Regions from separate parts of the Homo sapiens genome. Here region 1 is linked to region 2. A link is a loop called in an ENCODE intact Hi-C map of the cell type or tissue named here. Cell type or tissue: heart right ventricle. All regions are shown on one strand. Each heading gives the region's core, and the rest is flanking DNA. Links, peaks and the distances in the headings are about the cores only.

The links. A loop is a pair of places that touch in the nucleus more often than their neighbours do. Peaks named below come from ENCODE experiments on the same cell type or tissue, not always from the same donor. Only the 100,000 strongest peaks of a DNase experiment are listed, where the experiment ranks them.
Region 1: it touches region 2 in a loop (2.7-fold over the local background); 10 of 110 quality-filtered maps call a loop at or near these places.

What each region holds. Positions count from the first base shown.
Region 1 is chr5:32,071,914-32,082,264 of GRCh38, forward strand. PDZD2 (PDZ domain containing 2) reads left to right here. Exons shown (of 25, transcript NM_178140.4): 17 at 248-404; 18 at 1,919-2,730; 19 at 5,549-5,693. Among named protein-coding and RNA genes, the nearest start is that of GOLPH3, 97 kb to the right of the region's middle. In heart right ventricle, for the core only: a CTCF peak has its summit at 5,000 (motif pointing left); DNase peaks (open chromatin) are centred at 2,238, 4,988 and 5,628; H3K27ac peaks cover 1,527 bases.
Region 2 is chr5:32,023,330-32,033,680 of GRCh38, forward strand. All of the region lies in intron 6 of PDZD2 (PDZ domain containing 2), which reads left to right. Among named protein-coding and RNA genes, the nearest start is that of MIR4279, 92 kb to the left of the region's middle. RefSeq lists an enhancer at 3,704-4,205. In heart right ventricle, for the core only: no CTCF peak of the experiment used is centred there; DNase peaks (open chromatin) are centred at 4,782, 4,922 and 5,642; H3K27ac peaks cover 3,885 bases.

The DNA of each region.
Region 1 (10,351 bases), core at 1,878-6,877, 48 kb after region 2:
TCATTGCCAAAAATTTAGCCAAAAACAAAAAGTCTCTAAAAACATTGTCTGGCAGCAGTCACCTTTTTATTTATTAGTTGTCAATTTAGCCGTTCTGAGGTACATGGAGGTTGGTGTTTACTATCACAGCTATTTCAAGTGACCGTTGATTAGAACGAAGTGTTCTTGGAAAGATAGGACGTAATAACCCTTGAAAGTCTGCTTCTGCTGTGTTTTCTTAGTTATCGGATGTTTTCTTCTTCAACAGGACTCCCTTATTTCTGAATCTGAACTCTCCCAGTACTTTGCCCACGATGTCCCTGGCCCCTTGTCAGACTTCATGGTGGCCGGTTCTGAGGACGAGGATCACCCGGGAAGTGGCTGCAGCACGTCGGAGGAGGGCAGCCTGCCTCCCAGCACCTCCAGTAAGCAGGGGTGCCCCAGAGGGCCTGGGCTCTGCATTCCAGTCAGCAGTGACTGGTTTCCACCTCTGTGCTGGCGGCTACAATGGTTTAGCTACCCTGGCGCTGTAATACGAGAAAAGAGCTGGAGACCAGGCCGGGCGCGGTGGCTCACGCCTGTAATCCTAGCACTTGGGGAGGCCGAGGCGGGGGGATCACTTGAGGTTAGGAGTTCAAGACCAGCCTGGCTAACATGGTGAAACCCCATCTCTACTAAAAATACAAAAATTAGCCAGGCGTGGTGGCACGCGCCTGTAATCCCAGCTACTTGGGAGGCTGAGTGGGGAGAATTGCTTGAACCTGGGAGACAGAGGTTGCAGTGAGCTGAGATCGCACCATTAGACAATGCTGTACCCTGAGAGTTTACTCTTGGAAAATGCAGCCACTGTTAGTGACTGGCCACTCAGTTACTCAGTAAATGGGCTGGATACACATTCTATAGTCAGGGGTGGATGGTGGCTAAACCAGACCTCCTTTCAATGCCCTTTACATAATGTAGTCTTGAATTTTATGGCATCAAATCAGGATGGGCAACCTGATGCCCTTACATTTTAGGGAATCCAGCCAGATTCCAGGTCCCTTCCCTCACCAGGCCCTAGCTTCATTCTTTGTAGAAGGCTGTAAATTAAAGATTAAGAACTCATAAGAGACATATTATCAAAAGGTTTTTTTTTTAATCTCATTGATATATCAATTTGAGATAATATGAGATGATAATCTGATATGATCCATACCGATTTCTCAGACTTCTTTCTGCTGGTGAGGTTTCCTCTTAATTTCTAACATCTGAAGAAGAAAATCCCCTTGTTTTAGGAGAGGCAGGCGACGACCACTCTGACTCATTCGGAGCTATCAATGAGTTTGCTCTGTTCTTATAGAAACATTTCAAGGTGCAAACGTGTAATTTTTCACTGCATTTAACAAGATATAAAAATCGTTGCAGATTCAGGTTGGCATTGTTCTAGAGTATCTTTAAGACATAGGACAGTTCATGCTGCAAAAGCACTCACGTGCCTGTCAATCAAGCCTCCCTTTCTGCAGATGAAGGAAGGACCTCAAGGGGCCAAGAAGGCAGCCCAGGTGTGTGGGACATGTCATCAGTCCCCAGGCATCCTTCTATGGAGGAATTCTCAGCAGCATTTAGGTTAAACCCTAACAATGTGTTAGATAATCATGGAGGTGGAAGTATTAAGTTTCTGTCTTCCAACAGCACACGTTTGAGTTAATCCAGAGGTTGGGGTTTAAGAAAAGGGCGGGGGGGGTAGGTCAGTAGGGAAAAGAGAAAGATAGCCCGCCTATCTACTCCATATAGCCTCCAGGAAGCCATGTTGCCTAGGCCTTGTGTCCAGTGGCTGAGGCTGTGTGTCTGGTGTTAGTGAATGTGGAAATGCTTATGTGTAATGATGGGGTCAGATGATAAGACAGGGCCAAGTGGGAAGCTCAATTTCACTTGACTTTTCTGTCCCCACCTCCACCAGCTCACAAGGAGCCTGGAAAACCCAGAGCCAACAGCCTCGTGACTCTTGGGAGCCATCGGGCTTCTGGGCTCTTCCACAAGCAGGTGACAGTTGCCAGACAAGCCAGTCTCCCCGGAAGCCCACAGGCCCTCCGAAACCCTCTCCTCCGCCAGAGGAAGGTAGGCTGCTACGATGCCAACGATGCCAGTGATGAGGAAGAGTTTGACAGAGAAGGGGACTGCATTTCACTCCCAGGGGCCCTCCCGGGTCCCATCAGGCCTCTGTCAGAGGATGACCCGAGGCGTGTCTCAATTTCCTCTTCCAAGGGCATGGACGTCCACAACCAAGAGGAACGACCCCGGAAAACACTGGTGAGCAAGGCCATCTCGGCACCTCTTCTTGGTAGCTCAGTGGACTTAGAGGAGAGTATCCCAGAGGGCATGGTGGATGCTGCGTCCTATGCAGCCAACCTCACGGACTCTGCAGAGGCCCCCAAGGGGAGCCCTGGAAGCTGGTGGAAGAAGGAACTGTCAGGATCAAGTAGCGCACCCAAATTGGAATACACAGTCCGTACAGACACCCAGAGTCCGACGAACACTGGGAGCCCCAGTTCCCCCCAGCAGAAAAGTGAAGGCCTGGGCTCCAGGCACAGACCAGTGGCCAGGGTAAGCCCCCACTGCAAGAGATCCGAGGCTGAGGCCAAGCCCAGTGGCTCACAGACAGTGAACCTGACTGGCAGAGCCAATGATCCATGCGATCTGGACTCGAGAGTCCAGGCCACTTCTGTCAAAGTGACTGTCGCTGGCTTTCAGCCAGGTGGAGCTGTGGAGAAGGTAACTGACTTTCTCTTAGTTACTTGGAATGGAAGTGCATGAATATGTGTGAGTGAAGATGGAGTCTGTTGTAAAGCATGGGTAAGCTGCCAGTGGGAAAGGATGATGGCTGGAGAATTATCTTTCAACAGAGTCAGTCACTTAAATACCTGGACTGCTTGGAAGCCTTTTTTTTTTTTTTCTTGGAGATGGAGTTTCGCTCTGTCACCCAGGCGGGAGTGCAGTGGCGCAATCTCAGCTCACTGCAACCTCCGCCTCCCAGGTTCAAGCGATTGTCCTGTCTCAGCCTCCCGAGGAGCTGGGACTACAGGCGCACACCACCACGCCTGGCTAATTTTTGTATTTTTTAGTAGAGACAGGGTTTCACCATATTGGTCAGGCTGGTCTCGAACTCCTGGCCTCAGGTGATCCACCTGCCTCGGCCTCCTGAAGTGCTGGGATTACAAGCGTGAGCCACCGCACCCAGCCTAGGGAGCTTATTAATGTATCAGCAGGTTAGTCATGAGATCATTTGGCCAGAAGATACTATAGAATCTCTGTCTTACCTGTACACAGCACCTGTGGCTAATGATGGAAAGGCAGTGTGGCACAGGGAAAGTAAAACCATGGGCCTGGCATGAGCTCCACTGCTGACTAGTTGGCACTGGTCGAGTTACAACTTGGGCAAGTTATTAAACATTTCTGAGCTTAGTTCTCTGGGCTGGTGCTCTCTGCCTTGGTCATCTCACAGAGCTGGAGGGACCATCAAATATATGTTAACAGTGATTCCCTCCAGCTGATAAGGTTATGAGTGATCCTTATATTTTTCCAAATTTCTACATTGGTTATATATAATTATAGCCACTCATAACCTTGCTGTGGTATCATATGGAATAACAGGAATGCATTCACTTAGAAATTGATAATGTACCACATTAAATGCAAGTTAATATTGGTTATGTTACTACTTGGTTACGAGTATGTTAGAATATCAAATTGTTCATTTTTAAAAATGTTCAATATACCTCTACTTTATCAAGGAGACAGTACGAGAAATCAATGTTGTTTATAATCTCCTTAACATAAATAACTTCTCTCTCTCTCTCGCTGAACAAAGAATCTGAGATGACTTATAAAGCCATATTATTATAGATGTGTGTTCAAGTGGTTTATATAAACATATATGTCAATAGACCTGGAAAATGCTAAGTCATAAAAACTATACCAGGCAAAAGTCGTTTTTTTAACCTTATTTTTGTTTTAATAGAAATGCACATCTTTTTTCCTTCTCCTCAAATATCATATTTTACCTCCAACCACTACCTGTGTTTTAAAATATAATGTTTGGCCATTGGGTAAATTTCTTCTTTTAAAAAGCATCGGCCGGGCACAGTGGCTCACGCCTGTAATCCCAGCACTTTGGGATGCTGAGGCAGGTGGATCACCTGAGGTCAGGAATTAGAGACCAGCCTGGCCAACATGGCAAAACCCCGTCTCTACTGAAAATACAAAAATCAGTCAGGTGTGGTGGTGTGCACCTGTAATCCCAGCTACTCGGGAGTCTGAGGCAGGAGAATCTCTTGAACTCGGGAGGTGGTGGTTGCAGTGAGCTGAGATCGTGCCACTGTACTCCAGCCTGGGTGACAGAGCAAGACTCGGTCTCAAGAAAAAAAAAAAAAAAAAAAAACAAATCACAAGTTTTGGATAACTGTATAAAGGCAAATTAGGGTTTTTATTCATAATAATTTATATCTATTAAAATAAGAGTTTTGTAATTCTAAGTTAATACTCTCAGAATGAACTTTTGAGCAGCATTTGAAACTTGTACAAGACTAATTTTTCTCATAAAAATTTTAGTTACAAAATTTGATTTTATTTATATCTGAGAAAGAAAATAGAATGGATTGCTATAAAGTATATGTCCTCAAATATTGGAAGAAAAAACCTTCCTCTTTTGGTACGTGAGTTAAATTCTGTTTTTATTTACTACTTGATTTAAATTGAAGTGAAATTCATATAACATGAAATTAACCATTTTGAAATGTACAAGTCAATGGCACTTAGTACATTCAGAATGCAATATGACCCACCACCTCTGTCTAGTTCTGAAACTCCTCTACTGTTTTTATGTTACATTTGTGTTACTAATAAATAGAAAATTAACTGAGTTAAACTCTATCTAGGTTTCCCTCAGCTGGTAACTGACATTTTATGAAAAGATTTCTTACCAAAGCTGCTGAAAGACATATTATCCCTTTCACCTCTGTGCTCTGCTGCCACCTTTGGGCCACTTTATCACTCACAATGGATAAATTTCACATGAAGCTGATTTAACTGTTAGTTTTAGAATTTCATTGCATTGAATGTTAGGTAGAAGAAGAGAAAGTAATGGACACTTAGCCAAAGTGAAGTCTTGAAATATGAAATGTCAATTTTGTTTATCCAGATTCGTTCATTCCCTCACTACCAAACTAAGGAGTTAGTGTTATAGTCTTGGATATCTCTATGCAATATAATAACAATACCTTACATCTGTCTAGCCTTATATGTGCTGTTTTTATAACTGTTCTCATTTAATCGTCTTCTTTTAAGCTCTATGAGTAAGACTGGGAATGTTTTATGCCCATTTTAGAGTTGAAAAAAATGGAGGCTTGGGGAAGAATGATATGACCATTTAATTCCTAGCAGACCTTAAACCCACAATCTGGATCTGCTGGCTCCTAGTCCAGGGCCCCTTTGCCTTTTCCTGAACTAGCTCTGCTCTCTATATATGATCTCATCTTACGGTGCAGAAAGCCTGAAAGTTATTTCAAGTGGCTTGTGGTTGTCATTGTGCCAGGAATCTCTGGGAAAGCTGACCACTGGAGATGCTTGTGTCTCTACCAGCTGTGAACTAGCCAGTGCTCTGTCCCATCTGGATGCCAGCCACCTCACAGAGAACCTGCCCAAAGCTGCATCAGAGCTGGGGCAACAACCCATGACTGGTAAGATTATTTTCCCATTTGTTAATCTTAAAGTAGGTGGGGAGATACCCTAATGAAAGCATTATACAGGCCAGGCGCAGTGGCTTACACCTGTAATCCCAGCACTCTGGGAGGCCGAGGTGGGCGGACCACTTGAGGTCAGGAGTTTGAGACCAGCCTGGCCAACATGGTGAAACCCCATCTCTACTAAAAATACAAAAATTAGCCGGGCGTGGTGGTGCGCACCTTTAATCCCAGCTACTTGGGAGGCTGAGGCAGGAGAATCGCTTGAACTGGGTAGGCGGAGGTTGCAGTGAGCCAAGGTGGCACCATTGCACTGCAGCCTGGGCAACAAGAGCAAGACTCTGTCAAAAAAAAAAGAAAAAAGAAAGAAAGGAAATTGATATTTTTAAGGAGAAAAATCTTTTACACAAATTAACATTTAAATACTGCCTGCATTTAGCACCTTTACTATATCATTGTGCCTAAACTCATCGTTTTCATGCCATGTTGAACACATCCATTTTCAGTCAGTTGACCCTTTTTACCCTTTTGTGACACCAACAAGACATGAGATGAATCAAAAGGACTTCCCACCCATCAAAATCACAGCACTCTGCCTACGTGAAATCAAATGCACTGAGAAATGGCAACAAAAACCTCCACAAAGGACAAGTGAAATGATACTGAAAAACCACACATAAGTGTTGATGAGAGATTAAGTAACATCGTGGAGGCAGAAGTTATCTCAGTATTTATTTAGGTGCCAGGTGCAGTGGCTCATGCCTGTAATCCCAGCACTTTGGGAAGCTGAGGCAAGTAGATCATGAGGTCAGGAGTTTAAGACCAGCCTGGCCAACATGGTGAAACCCCATCTCTACTAAAAAGACAAAAAAATTAGCTGGGCATGGTGGAGCACGCTTATAATCCCAGCTACTCAGGAGGCTGAGGCAGTAGAATTGCTTGAACCCGGGAGGTGGAGGTTGCAGTGAGCCAAGATCATGCCATTGCACTCCAGCCTGGGCTATACAGTGAAACTGTGTCTCAAAAATTAAAAAAAAAAAAAAAAAAAAAGGAAATTAGTTAGATGTGGTGGCATGTGGCTATACTTTGGAGGCTAAGACCAGGAGGGTTACTTGAACCTAGGAGTTTGAGACTGCAGTGAGCTATGATCACGCCACTACACTCCAGCCTGGGTGACAGAACTAGACCCAATCTCTGGGAAAAAAAAAAAAGTGTGGGGTGTGTATGTGTGTATGTAAAATTTGGCTACCCATCATCTAGTAGTTGAACAAAATAATATTGTAAAACATGATTTTTAAAAATCAACTGAATTAAGTGACTTTGCTTCCTTGTTAGTGGAGACCTTTATTGAAATTTTGGATTCTGGTGGGGCGCGGTGGCTCATCATGCCTGTAATCCCAGCACTTTGGGATGCCAAGGGGGGGCCGATCACTTGAGGTCAGGAGTTCAAGACCAGCCTGGCCAACATAGTGAAATCTCGCCTCTACTAAACATAAAAAAATTAGCGGGTGTTGTGGTGCATGCCTGTAATCCTAGCTTCTCAGGAGGCTGAGACACGAGAATTGCTTGAACCCAGGAGGCAGAGGTTGCAGTGAGCTGAGATTGTGCCATTGCACTCCAGCCTGGGGGACAGAGTGAGACTCTGTCTCAAAAAAAAAACAAAAAAAAAACAAAAAAAAAAAAGGAAATCTGGATTCTAAACTTGCACTCTGTGGGTAGGGGACACTCTTCTCAGTGGCTGGTGATGACTGTGATCCCACTTGTCGAGCTCTGTGGGAGTCCCGGCAGTCCTCCGCAACTGTCGGCTGGTTGTTACTGTCTCAGCGCCTGCCTTCTGATTGGTTAGCAAACTACGGTGGTAGACAGAAAAAAGATAGCCTTCCTTTTTAGGGCTGTCCTACAAAATAAAAATGTGGGCCGGGTGCCGTGGCTCACACCTGTAATCCCAGCACTTTGGGAGGCTGAGGTGGGTGGATCCCCCGAGGTCAGGAGTTCGAGACCAGCCTGGCCAACATGGTGAAACCCAGTCTCTACTAAAAATACAAAACAAAATTAGCTGGGCATGTTGGCGGGCGCCTGTAATCCCAGCTACTTGGGAGGCTGAGGCAGGAGAATCGTTTAAACCCAGGAGGCAGAGGTTGCAGTGAGCCGAGATCGAGCCATTGCACTCCAGCCTGGGCAAAAAGAGCGAGACTCCGTCTCAGAAAAAAAAAGAAAAAAGTGAAACCCCAGAATATCTATCCCATACCCTGATGGCTACTCACAGAAAAAATACAGGCCCCTGATGTCTCTGTTCTGTGATCCGAGGCTCTTTGTTCCTTTGTTAGTGATGAGGCTGTTACTGTGGGTTCTGGTTTCTCTTTCGGGTTCACATTCACTTGCTGGACAAACACTAACAAGCATTTTTTTGTTAGCAATTTGACTTTACTGCAAAGAGTGTTAAAAAGGGTTCTATTTGGCCGGGCGCAGTGGCTCACACCTGTAATCCCAGCACTTTGGGAGGCCAAGACGGACGGATCACAAGGTCAGGAGATCGAGACCATCCTGGCTAACACAGTGAAACCCCATCTCTACTAAAAATACAAAAAATTAGCCAGACGTGGTGGTGGGCACCTGTAGTCCCAACTACTCAGGAAGCTGAGGCAGGAGAATGGTGTGAACCCGGGAGGTGGAGCTTGCAGCGAGCTGAGATCACACCACTGCACTCCAGCCTGGGCAACAGAGCGAGACTCCATCTCAAAAAAAAAAAAAAAAAAAAAAAGTGGGGGGTGAGGGGTTTCTATTTGAGGGAGATGAAGTTACATTGAGGCAGCCTTCAATGTCACCTTTCAAAGTAAGGCTTCATTTGAGGCCAGTATCTTCATACATTTTAAGAGTGCATGTTCTACATAATGGTCCTCTGGAAGTTTTCTTGGAATCCAGATTTGCTTTGGAATAGAAGAGGGACAGCAAAGGGTTGGTTTTTTTCACTAAACCAACATTTCCTATTTGCAACCTCATGCAGTACATTCTTTCCTTTCTTGCCACTGAGGAATTTCTTATTCTAGGTAGGCCAGTTTTTGTCAATACTGAGGTTTTCATCAGTGTTAGAAAATGTAGTACATATACACTATGGAATACTATGCAGCCATAAAAAGGAATGAGATCATGTCCTTTGCAGGGACAAGAATGGAGCTGGAAGCCATTATCCTCAGCAAACTAACACAGAAACAGAAAACCAAACACCACATGTTCTTACTTATAAGTGGGAGCTAAACAATGAGAACACATGGACACAGGGAAGGGAACATCACACACTGGAGCCTGTTGCGGATGGGGTGGTGGGGGGAGGGAGAGCATCAGGATCAATAGCTAATGCATGCAGGGCTTAATACCTAGGTCACGGGTTGATAGGTGCAGCAAACCACCATGGCACACATTTCCCTGTGTAACAAACCTGCGCATCCTGCACATGTATCCCAGAACTTAAAAAAAAAAAAAAATACCGCGGGTTTGTACCTTAAGTAAGTGGGTTGCTGCATGTCAAGTTCTCTTGTGTTATAGTGTAGAGAGAATTTCGTCTCCCAGCCCCGTACTCCCTGGAGCTCTGTGCACCTCTGTGACTGTACTGACCCCGGTGGGTGCAGATGTTTGGATGCTTTTCTGCCTTGCCCTCTCTGGATTTCCCATAGATAATGAGCCTTGAGAAAGGTGCAGCTATGTGTCCCTTACACCCACTGAGCAGCCAGGAATGCTAGACCAGGAACTGATTATATTTAACAGGCAATGATATATGTGCTATATTTAGTTAACATGTCAAAACATAATATATTAGTTACCATTTAATTCTTTAAGGGTCCTCGTCAGGATTGATCGAGTTGCAGTGACACACTGGCACCCTCAAGGGCTTTTGGGGTGTATCTGAAATACCCGATTACCGGATCTCTAAAAGATTTTAGAGCTTCTGTCTCCTTTTGTTTAGGTATTTCTCTCTCCTTCCCAATGAAAAGGCTATCTGTGACCAGTTGGTCCTGCTGAGTACTTGAGTGCTCGTAGCAGTTCTTCTTCCAGTGTTATTACAAATAGCTGCTTTCCAGTATGTAAGAAGGATGTTCTTCAAAACATGTCTTTGTTTTGTTTTGTTTTGTTTTGTGGCGGAGTCTTGCTCTGTTGCCCAGGCTGGAGTGCAGTGGTGTGATCTTGGCTCACTGTACGCTCTGCCTCCCAGGTTCATGCCATTCTCCTGCCTCAGCCTCCTGAGTAGCTGGGACTACAGGCGTCCGCCACCACGCCCAGCTGATTTTTTTGTATTTTTAGTAGAGATGGGGTTTCACCGTGTTAGGATGGTCTCAATCTCCTGAACTCGTGATCTGCCCACCTCGGCCTCCCGAAGTGCTGGGATTACAGGCGTGAGCCACCGCGCCTGGCATATCTTTGTTTTTTTTTTTTTTGAGACAGAGTCTCCCTCTGTCACCCAGGCTGGAGTGCAATGGCGCGATCTTGGCTCACTGCAACCTCTGCCTCCAGAGTTGAAGCAATTCTCCTGCCTCAGCCTCCTGAGTAGCTTGGATTACAGGCGCCCACCACCACGCTCGGCCAATTTTTGTGTTTTTAGTAGAGACGGCGATTCACTATGTTGGCCAGGCTGGTCTCGAACTCCTGACCTCAAGTGATCC
Region 2 (10,351 bases), core at 2,235-7,234:
GCCTCTCCTTCCTCCTTCTCCAAGCCACGTTCTCTCATTGCACCACCACCAACAACCCAAAAGACCAAAAAACAAACCAACCTTTTCCATTTTTCCAAGCAGTGTGTTTGTTAGGAAAGCAATCTGACTTAAAACCTATTTAAACAGTGGTAAGTGATTCTGGGACACTTAGCAAAGTATGTACATTTTAAACAGAGAATCCTTCTTAAAGAGTTTATCTGTATCATTTAAAAATGAAATTTAAGATAAAATTACACAGAATCCTGGATGACAAGGTTGCTTTTAGAGGAGATACCATGCTAGCTTCTTGCCTAAGATGTCTCTCTCTGTCACTTCCTTCCCTTTCACTTACTAAGTCATATTTTCTGAAAATTCTCAAGTCTTCATAACGACTCTGGGTACAGATGGCAGTGGGGAGATGGGTAGGGCTAGAGTATGAACTATTCCTAGACCGTAGCCCCCCTTATCCAGAGTTTTGCTTCCTGCAGTTTCATTTACCCACAGTAAACCTCTATCAGAAAATATAACTCCAGAAACAAACAATTCGTAAGTTTTAAATTGTGTGCCATTCTGACGAGAGTGGTGAAATCTCATGCTGTCTTGCTCTGTCCCGCCTGGGACGTGAATCACCCCTTCATCCAGTTTATCTACACCATCTACACTACCTGCCCGTTAGTCACTACGTAGCCAGCTCCATGATCAGATCAACTATTGTGGTATCACGGTTCTTGTGATCAAGCAGTTGTATTCTGCTTCATGATTGCCCCGTAGTGCAAGCAATGATGCTGGCAATGCAGATAAGCCAAAGAGAAGCCATACAGGGCTTCCTTTTGGTGGAAAGTTTCTTGAGGAAGGAAGGAAAAGTCATATGCTGAGGTTGCAAGATCTATGGTAAGAATGAATCTTCTATCCTTGAAACTGTGAAGAAGGAAAAAGAATTTTGTGCTAGTTTTGCCATCATCCCTCAAGCCGCAAAAGTTACAGCCACAGTGCATAAGCGCTTAGCTAAGATGGAAAAGGCATTAGATTTGTGGGTGGAAGACGTGAACAGAAACATGTTCCAATTAACGGGGCCGGGCATGGTGGCTCATCCCTGTAATCCCAGTACTTCGGGAGGCCAAGGCGGGCAGATTACCTGAGGTCAGGAGTTTGAGACCAATATGGCCAACATGGCGAAACCTCGTCTCTACTAAAACTACAAAAATTAGCTGGGTGTGGTGGTGCACTCCTGTTATCCCAGCTATTCAGGAGGCTGAGGCAGGAGAATCGCATGAATCCGGGAGGTGGAGGTTGCAGTGAGCCAAGATTGTGCTATTGAACTCCAGCCTAGGCGACAGGGCAAGACTTCATCTCAAAAAAAAAAAGAAAGAAAAAAAAGAAAAGGAAAGAAAGAAACGTGGGGTTTGGCACATATGCCCCATGGATGGGGGCTCCGTTGTAGATGAGGAGTTACAACTGAAGGACCACATAATAAGCATTTCAGGCTTTGCTAGCCAAACAGTCTTTGTTTCAACTGCTCACCTCTGCCTTTGTACTTTGAAAGCAGCCATAAACAATAAATAAATGGGCATGACTGTGTTCCAGTAAAACTTGACAAAAACAAGTGCTGGGCCAGATTTGGCCCCCAGGCATGTTGGCTGAGCCCTGCTGTAGGTGATCATTTGTGAGCCTGGAACAGCCTCTCTTTTTGCTCCTTCCTGTGGGCTCACCAGCATCTCAGCTTTCCCAACAGATTATCTTAAAGAAGCGCCTGCCCTTAGAAATATATGTCAGCAAAGCCCATGAACTCAACACTATTCCTAGAAAGAAAGGAAGGAAAAAGAAGGAAGGAAAGAAGCAGCAAGGAGCTCATATTGATCTGGGGAAGGCAGCGGAAGGCCAGAGAGTGCTGCCTGGAACTTAACAGTGAGCCCTGGCCGGGTGCGGTGGCTCACATCTGTAATCCCAGCACTTTGGGAGGCTGAGGAGGGCGGATCACCTGAGGTCAGGAGTTCAAGACCAGCCTGACCAACATGGAGAAACCCTGTCTCTACTAAAAATACAAAATTAGCCGAGCGTGGTGGCACATGCCTGTAATCCCAGCTACATGGGAGGCTGAGGCAGGAGAATCACTTGAACCCGGGAGGTGGAGGTTGTGGTGAGCCAAGATCGCGCCATTGCACTCCAGCCTGGACAACAAGAGTGAAACTCTGTCACAAAACAAACAAACAAACAAACAAACAAACAAAAAACAACTAGTGAGCCCAAATGTAACCATGATGCTTTTTTTTTTTTTTTTTTTTTTTTTTTTGGAAACAGTCTCACTCTTGTCACCCAGGCTGGAGGGCAGTGGCATGATCTCGGCTCACTACAACCTCCACCTCCCGTTTCAAGTGATTCTCTTGCCTCAGCCTCCCTAGTAGCTGGGATTACAGGTGCCCTCCACAATGCCCAGCTAATTTTTGTGTTTTTAGTAGACACAAGATTTCACTATGTTGCCCAGGCTGGTCTCAACCCCTGACCTCAAGTGATCCACCTGCCTCAGTCTCCCAGAGTGCTGGGACTGCAGGCGTGAGCCAACAAGCCCAGGCCACGATGTCTTACTTTTCACCTAAAACCTGCCTAAATGGCATGCCCAGTTAAAACAATCTTTTTCTGTTACAATAATCCATGTAAGAGTATGACACATTTTCTGAAAGATTTGTCTAAAAAAGAGCCTGGTATGTTTACTGTTGCTGCTGAATTGGATTTGACTCTGCTGCTGTATCAGGGCCCCTTCTGACAATTCACCTCTTGCTTCCTTTCCTGCTAATTGTCCTGTTGACTACTATTTTTTTTTTTTTTTGGTAACAGTGTCTGGCTCTGTCACCCAGCCTAGAGTGCAGTGGCACAATCTTGGCTCACTACAACCTCCATCTTCTGGGCTCAAGCTATTCTTCCACCTCAGCCTCCCAAGTAGCTGAGACTACAGGCATGTGCCACCACACCCAGCTAGATTTTGTATTTTTTGTAGAGACGGGGTCTTGTGATGTTGCCCAGGCTGGTCTTGAACTCCTGGGCTCAAAGCAATCCGCCCGCCTCCGCCTCCCAAAGTGCTGAGATGACAGGCGTGAGCAACTGCGCCCAGCCTTGTGTACTTCTTAGGGCTCTTTTACATGCCTTTCTTTTTTTAACAGCCTTCCCACCACTACCTTTTACATGTCTTGAGATTTTCCTGTATGCATGTGTATGCGTGCACGTGCACGCACGCACACACACACACACACCTGATTTTGTCATTCTGGTGTTTAAAGCATATCATAGTCCTACTTCCAGAAATACATCCAATGCAATGAACCTGGTAGCCAACACTGCTGAGAAATGACCCAAGGGTCTACCTTGAGTAGCCAGCCCCCAAATCCAAAGAATAGCTCCAGACCCCATAGTTTTCTCACCCACTAGGTCATGGGACCATGGCAAGAGTGAGAGAGTTCCACTTCCCAGAGGATGCCTGTTATTACCTTACCTCAATTTGAAATCTGTACTAAGGTTGAACACATGCATTCTCCTCCTTGACCTCCACATCCCCTGTTGTTTCCTTTTTTTGTTGTTTTTGTTTTTTGTTTTTGTTTTGAGACAGAGTCTCGCTCTGTCGCCCAGGCTGGAGTGCAGTGGCACGATCTCGGCTCACTGCAGTCTCTGCCTCCCGGGCTCAAGCAATTCTCCTGCCTCAGCCTCCTGAGTAACTGGGATTACAGGTGTGTGCCACCACGCCCGGCTGATTTTTTGTACTTTTAGTAGAGACGGGGTTTCACCATGTTGGCCAGGCTGGTCTTGAACTCCTGACCTCAGGTGCTCCACCCGCCTCGGCCTCCCAAAGTGCTGGAATTACAGGCGTGAGCCACCATGCCTGGCCCCCCTGTTATTTTCAAAGAGCTGAGAGTTACTAGAGGACACTAGCCTCTCTTGGGAACATGACACATACAAACCCACTGCAAGAGGGTCAGTTACAAGCTAATGACTGATTACATTCCTGTGCCCTTAAAGGTGATTACCTCAACTTTCTAAGGAACCAAGAGATCTCTTTAAATTTCAACGCATAAAAATAATCACTCTCAATGTGTGTTAAGCCCATTCAAATTGTTTGGGGGTGATGAATGGGAGGAAGCTGGAAATGGGCTTAGCTAGAACAAGGGCAGTATTAATTCATTTGCGGAGCCACAGCCTGAGCGTCGCAGTGGGCATCAGTTGCGGCTCCCCCCACTCCCAGCTGCATCTGACAACCTCTGATCTATGCACACATGCCCGGCGTGTACCAGAGCACGCCCAGGGTTGACGAGTTTGACTTTGTGGTGTTGCTGTTTTCCTCTTTAGTTCTGAGTTACTCTCTTGATTGGAAAGCAGCGGGTCGAGTGTAGCAGTAGATTCCTGTTTTAATTTCTACACGTAACTTGCAGGCTTCTTGCTACTTTGTGCTGATTTATTGTTGTCCTGATTCCCATTTTCTGAATGGTTATTCATTCCCAGCCCAGGCCTCTCTGATGACCATCTGGTTCTCCTTCGGTCACTCAAACATCTGCCCCAGAGACTTGGAAAATGAGCTTCCTTTGGCAACCTAAAAATAATCTTAGTGTGACTGAAGCCTGAAAGGGAAATCGCTGCGTTCCACTGTCCTATGGACACTGACCGGGGAATGAGCCAACAGAGCTTCCTGGGGATTTGGAGCTTAGATGTCTTCTGTCACATCTGCAGATTTTTTCTTTTTTTTTCAAGTCTTGGGAACCATAAAAACATGGTGAGAACTGGGTGCAACCAGTCCTGAAGTTTTCTTTGGGACTAGGCAAGCTTGCACAAAGGAAACAGCTGGAGATAAAAGCCACGCTTTGCATGGTTTGTTCGTAAGGCTGCAAGAGCTGGCTGAGAAAGACAGCGGATACTCAGGATTGCGACATGCTATTAGTCACAGTGTGTTCCAGGAGAGCTCACAAATGCTTTGAAACAGTTACAGGATATTTCTAAGGATATTTAGCTTGGACCTAAGAGGCCTGTCTCATGGGCAATGATGGTTTGCCCCCCACCCCTAGAAGACGAAATTTGCCAGAAACTAAAACTCAGTCCCTGTGGTATTTCTCATCCAAAATTATTTCTAGCCACATTGTCTAGTGCAACTTTTCAGAGGTTCTGCAATGATATAAAATGTCAACATAATAATGTTCAAATAAATTAAATGCCCTTGTAGGTCATAATCCAAAGATCTTAAAATCTAAAGTAATTAACATCTCAACTTAAATTTCCTTGACTTTTTGTGTTTAAAAAAAACCAAAGCCCTTAATGGCCTCCTTTGATCTCTCCTATTTCTTATTTTGCTCCTTCTATTTTTTTTTTTTGTTTTTTTTGTTTTTTTTTTTTTTTGAGACAGAGTCTCGCTCTTGTTGCCCAGGCTGGAGTGCAGTGGCACAACCTTGGCTCACTGCAACCTCTGCCTCCCGGATTCAAGGAATTCTCCTGCCTTAGCCTCCCGAGTAGCTGGGATTATAGACATGTGCCACCACACCCAGCTAATTTTTGTATTTTTAGTAGAGACGGGGTTTCACCAGGTTGGCCAGGCTGGTCTGGAACTCCTGACCTCAAGTGATCCGCCTGCCTTGGCCTCCCAAATTGCTGGGATTGCAGGCGTGAGTCACCGCGCCCAGCCATTATTTTGCTCATTCTTAGTTAAGGAGATCCTTGGTGCTGGATGCTGGAAAAAGATTGTGTTTTTCAGCATCTGCAGCCTGGGCTGTTTTCCACAGGAATAAATACAGTTTTTTCCAGCTCCAAGAAGACTGAATTCATTCAACAGCAAGTCTCTCATGTGCTTTACTTTTTAGTGATATGCAAATAAAAAAAAGTAAGTGGACCCTCAATAGTATCAAAACATTGTCCCCACGCCCTTAACATTTAGAAAGATGACCCAAACCCCAGTCCCTAGACAGTTGTCCTAGGCAAGATTTTGTTCTTGGGACCTTATTTAAATTTGCCAAAGGTAGTATCAAGAACTGTAAAAAAAAAAAAAAAAAAAAAAAAGCTTTTCCACTATAGTTTCATGGATGCTGGCAGGAGACTTGAGATTCCTGAGTCAGAGACAAATGACTTTTTATTACTCATGGCACAGCAACTAGATTTTAGCTTCCCTAATCCCAGTTTTTAGGATTTAACCCCAGTTTATTTAGGGCTTTATGTTCACATCATTTCCCCTTTCCCCTGCAAGTCCTGTGGCGGTGACACAGGCTCGGGGGTGTGCACATGCAGTGGATTTGCATCACAGCTGAGGATCCCTCACCATAGGCAACCTCAGTCTTTTATGATGGGCTAGAAGCAGACCTGACCAACCTTTGCACCAGAGGAAGGAACCTGTCCCTTCCTCCTGAGACACTATCTAACTTTCAAGGCTGTTCACTCTACAAACATCCCTGGAAAGACAGATAATTCCATGTAACAACAGCCTCTGTCTCTGTTTGCACGCCATGCAGAAATGCAAGAGACCCAGGGAGAATTACCTCCCAATAGGGCAGACCAGAGAGACTCAGTAATATCAAGAAAAGGCAGGTTGATGAGGAAAAGATTCTTGGCTTCTCTTAAAGATGCCAGTCAGTCTGACAGTTGTCTGGAGTTCACGACCATGAACTTAAAGCCAATTGGCAGGAATCTTCCTCCCAACTGGAGTTGGAGGGAAATCAACCCGGTCCTACTTCAAGTGCTTTCTGTGTGTATTCAGTAGCTTCTTGACTGGCATTTTCACTTTGACATAAAAGTAAAGGGCTTCATGGCGTGCTGCATTGGGTGTAGATGGTGCCTCTGATGGAGCTCTACCTTCTTAAAAGCAGGAATGTTCAGTCAGTCCTGGGCCACATTTTCCATTTCCACTGCCTCTTGGCATGGAAGTGCTTAGACTGAAGAAAGCTTCATCTCTCCTTCCACATTTGTTGAGCTGGAAAAACACCCTCCGCAGATTCATGATCCAGACCTTCTGTTGATGATTCTAGAGCTTGTGCCCCTAATGAGCTAGTAAGGGCTAATACCTCTGCCGCCTCTTCCTTGGGATTAGTTTTTTCTCAGGTTTTGAGTGTCCCAGGGATCACGTGGCATTGCTTTCTCCTACATATTTTGGGGCAGTAATTGGATATGTCTGTAGTGATTCATATCCTTCCCCTTTGGGAAAGACTTAATTGAGTTTCCTTTTTACCTGCTGCTTAAATTAGTTCCATTTCTTCTTTATAGGTTTGCATGCTGAATTTGGGTGTTTTTTAAAAAGTATTTCTACTGTTTCTTTGTTTCTGACTCAGACCTTTTTTCCTAACATACTAATCTAGATAATATACAGGGTCCATCACTGTGAAAGAGATGAAATCAATGACTCTTCTATTTAGTGAAATATCCATTGTTCAAATGCATGCTGACCACCACTGGCTCTGCGTTAGCTAATTCCACCTAGGAAATGTTCTCCTATCAGGCCAGCATCAAGTTCTAGCCTATTCTCCTCCTGCCAGGCCCCACCCCCTTGGTATTTCTCATATTTACTCCCTTTAGAGTCCCTCATTTCATGCATTTCTCGGCCCACTTTCATCAGAGCAATGACCGATAACTGTGTTCTGTTAGAATTTACTGAGGATTTTTTTCATTCTTCTCGGTCTTCCCTGCAGTTTTGCCTTCAAGTCTGTCCGCATATGCTGATCTCTCTTGGGAGAGCTGTCCCAGATTATCCTTCCAAAGCTCTTCCTCTGCAGTCTTAAAATCATTTGTCTCATGTTTTCTGGGCCTGGAATTCCACTCTCTTCCCTGTGGTTTTGACTCTCAGGTAGCTTTCTTCAGGTCCCAGTCACCCCCACTAATTTAGGAATAACGTAGCATCTCCCTACTTTTGTGACAGACCCTTTAAGATAGGAACCGTCAAGAGTCTTTTCCATACATCACTGTGCTCTGGGACTTCACAATCCCAGTTACTCATCAGACTCTGGAGTCTGTTGTCTAAGATCTCTTTTAAGGAAGTATCCCTTTTTCTCTAGTTAGTCATCATGTATTTCTTTATTTTCTCTTTTCCACTACGCCTATTCTGATCAGGGACCAGAGCATGTTTTCAAATCCTCCTTGTTCTTGTGCGCAAACCTGATTTCTAAAAACTGAGCATTTCAGGCACATGCCTTTAAAAATGGCTTCTTAGCTGTGAGTTTTGCAGTAATTTTATTAAAGGGCTTTTTTCCCCATCTTCAAAGAAGATGGCATGTCTTTGGATCTCCATTGGTTTCTCTTTATTCTTTAATGAAATCTGCCACTTTCCATAGGTATGAAGTTGAAATGTATATCTCTGCAGTCTAGAGCTACAGTCTATGTAATCATCAAATCTGGAGGCACCCTGAGACCTGGGGGGAGAAAGCTTGGGCCTTTTTATTTCTTTAATTTCGACTAAACCTTACCTATATTCTTATGATACACATTAGGTACTCCACAGTGAATTTCTTTTTAACCCTCATGATAACCCTGTAAGACAATTGCAAGGTATTTTTAACTCTTTAAACATAAATACGATTGTTCCTATTTCACATAATGAAAAAACTGCCTTGGATATCAATGATCAATATGTTACAGGCACAATCCGTGCTGCTGCCTATGGCACATGTAAATTGCATTATACTCTGCATACACCTCCTGTGCTTATAGTTTATACATTGAGCAGAACAAGTTTCCATAAATCACTGATTAAAATATGTATACTCTGAATAGGGAGCAACATGACAGTCACCCTTATTTGTTGGCTGGTGGGCTACTCAGGTACAGCTGAGAAGCTTTCATTTCTTCTCTTCTTCATTTCTGAAGTAAACGTGGGGGAGAGCAGGAAGAACTGGGAAGTCGCAGCTTAGTTCCGTGTCCAGTTCCACTGGAGGCTGGTTCTGTTGGCCCAGGGCAGTGGTGAATTCCAGAGGCCCAGGCCCTGTTCCTCTTCCATGAGCCTGGTCTCTGTGTTCTTTGTTAGCTTTCCTGCTGATTCTGATGCACCTCAAAGTTTCCCTAGGCCATTCTCAGCCCCTGAGAATCTGCCTCGGAATCAGACCTGTGTAAATCAGTGGCCACGTCGGTCACTTTCACTCTCTCGGTCGTTCCTTGGGCCACTGCTTCCGCCTTCATGCCCACTTCCAGAGGTCCTCTTCTGGCAACTTCTGAGCTTTGGGGGAGTTCTCTGTGTGAACGTTCAGCCTTCTCCAGTCCACACTTAGGATTCAGCTTTCTCAAGTCAGATCCATTGCCACGTGGTTGTCAGCTTGCTGGTTTCCAGAATTTGTTGCTTTTGTCTTCTGTTTTCTTTATCCTTGTAAATTATGTCTGTCTTTTCCTAAAAAAAATTTTCCCTGTCATGTTAGTGTGGTTTCAAAGGGAAATCAGGAGAAATCTGCCACCTTTAGTCAGAAACCTATGTTATTTAATTCCCAAATGCAGGCCCATTTTTCAGATGAGGACACTGACGTTCAAAGAGGTTGACTGACGTGCCTAAACTGCAGTAAAATGGTATAATCAGGATTTGTGCCCAGGTAGCTGGCCGGATTCTCAACCACTCTGCCCCACTACCTCTCTACAAAATCAGATGCTAAAGATGCTTCTTCATTGAGTGCTGTGTATGTTACAGGTGTGGAAAATGATGCAAACAGGAAGGCTCTACCATGGAAATTGGCAAATTCTATGAGACTCCATTAATATAATGGGATTGTTTTGTACTACACTTGATGTTAGCCAAGAGGCCGAGAAGCAATAATGGCATTGTTTTGTAACACATGAATTAGAAACTGCTCATGAATAATAGATTTTATCAACTGTTTCGCTGAACTGAAGGCCTTCCAGGAGAACATTTTGCAAATTTCGTTTCAGAACAGCTAAAATGACATCATTTCCAGAACAGTTTGCTCTGTGCATTGGGAACAAAACCACACACAGAAAAGGGACTCTCTTAGAGTGTGGACATTTTCAGACAATAGTCAAAGTGTAATCAAAATTGCATTTTATATTGCTACTTCCTGACATAATCTGGAATGAATGTGTCTAAGCAACCCACTTCCTGTTCAGTGAGTTACAAGTCGTCTAATATCACAACAAACTCAACGAAAAAACAGTTTTTTGTTATAAGAGGAAACAGTTCCATTTAAATTCATTCCCCACTGCTAACCCTTTCAGTGGGTTCTGAAATAAGATGTCACTCCTTCCTTGCTCAACAGCAAGAGCTCTCTGCTTGCAACTCTTTGAGATATCTCTAGGTCCATTCTTACTGGCTCTAGCTACAGGCATTAGGTAGCCACATACACCATCTCTCTTTTTTTTTTTTTTGAGACAGAGCCTCGCTCTTTTGCCCAGGCTGGAATGCAGTGGC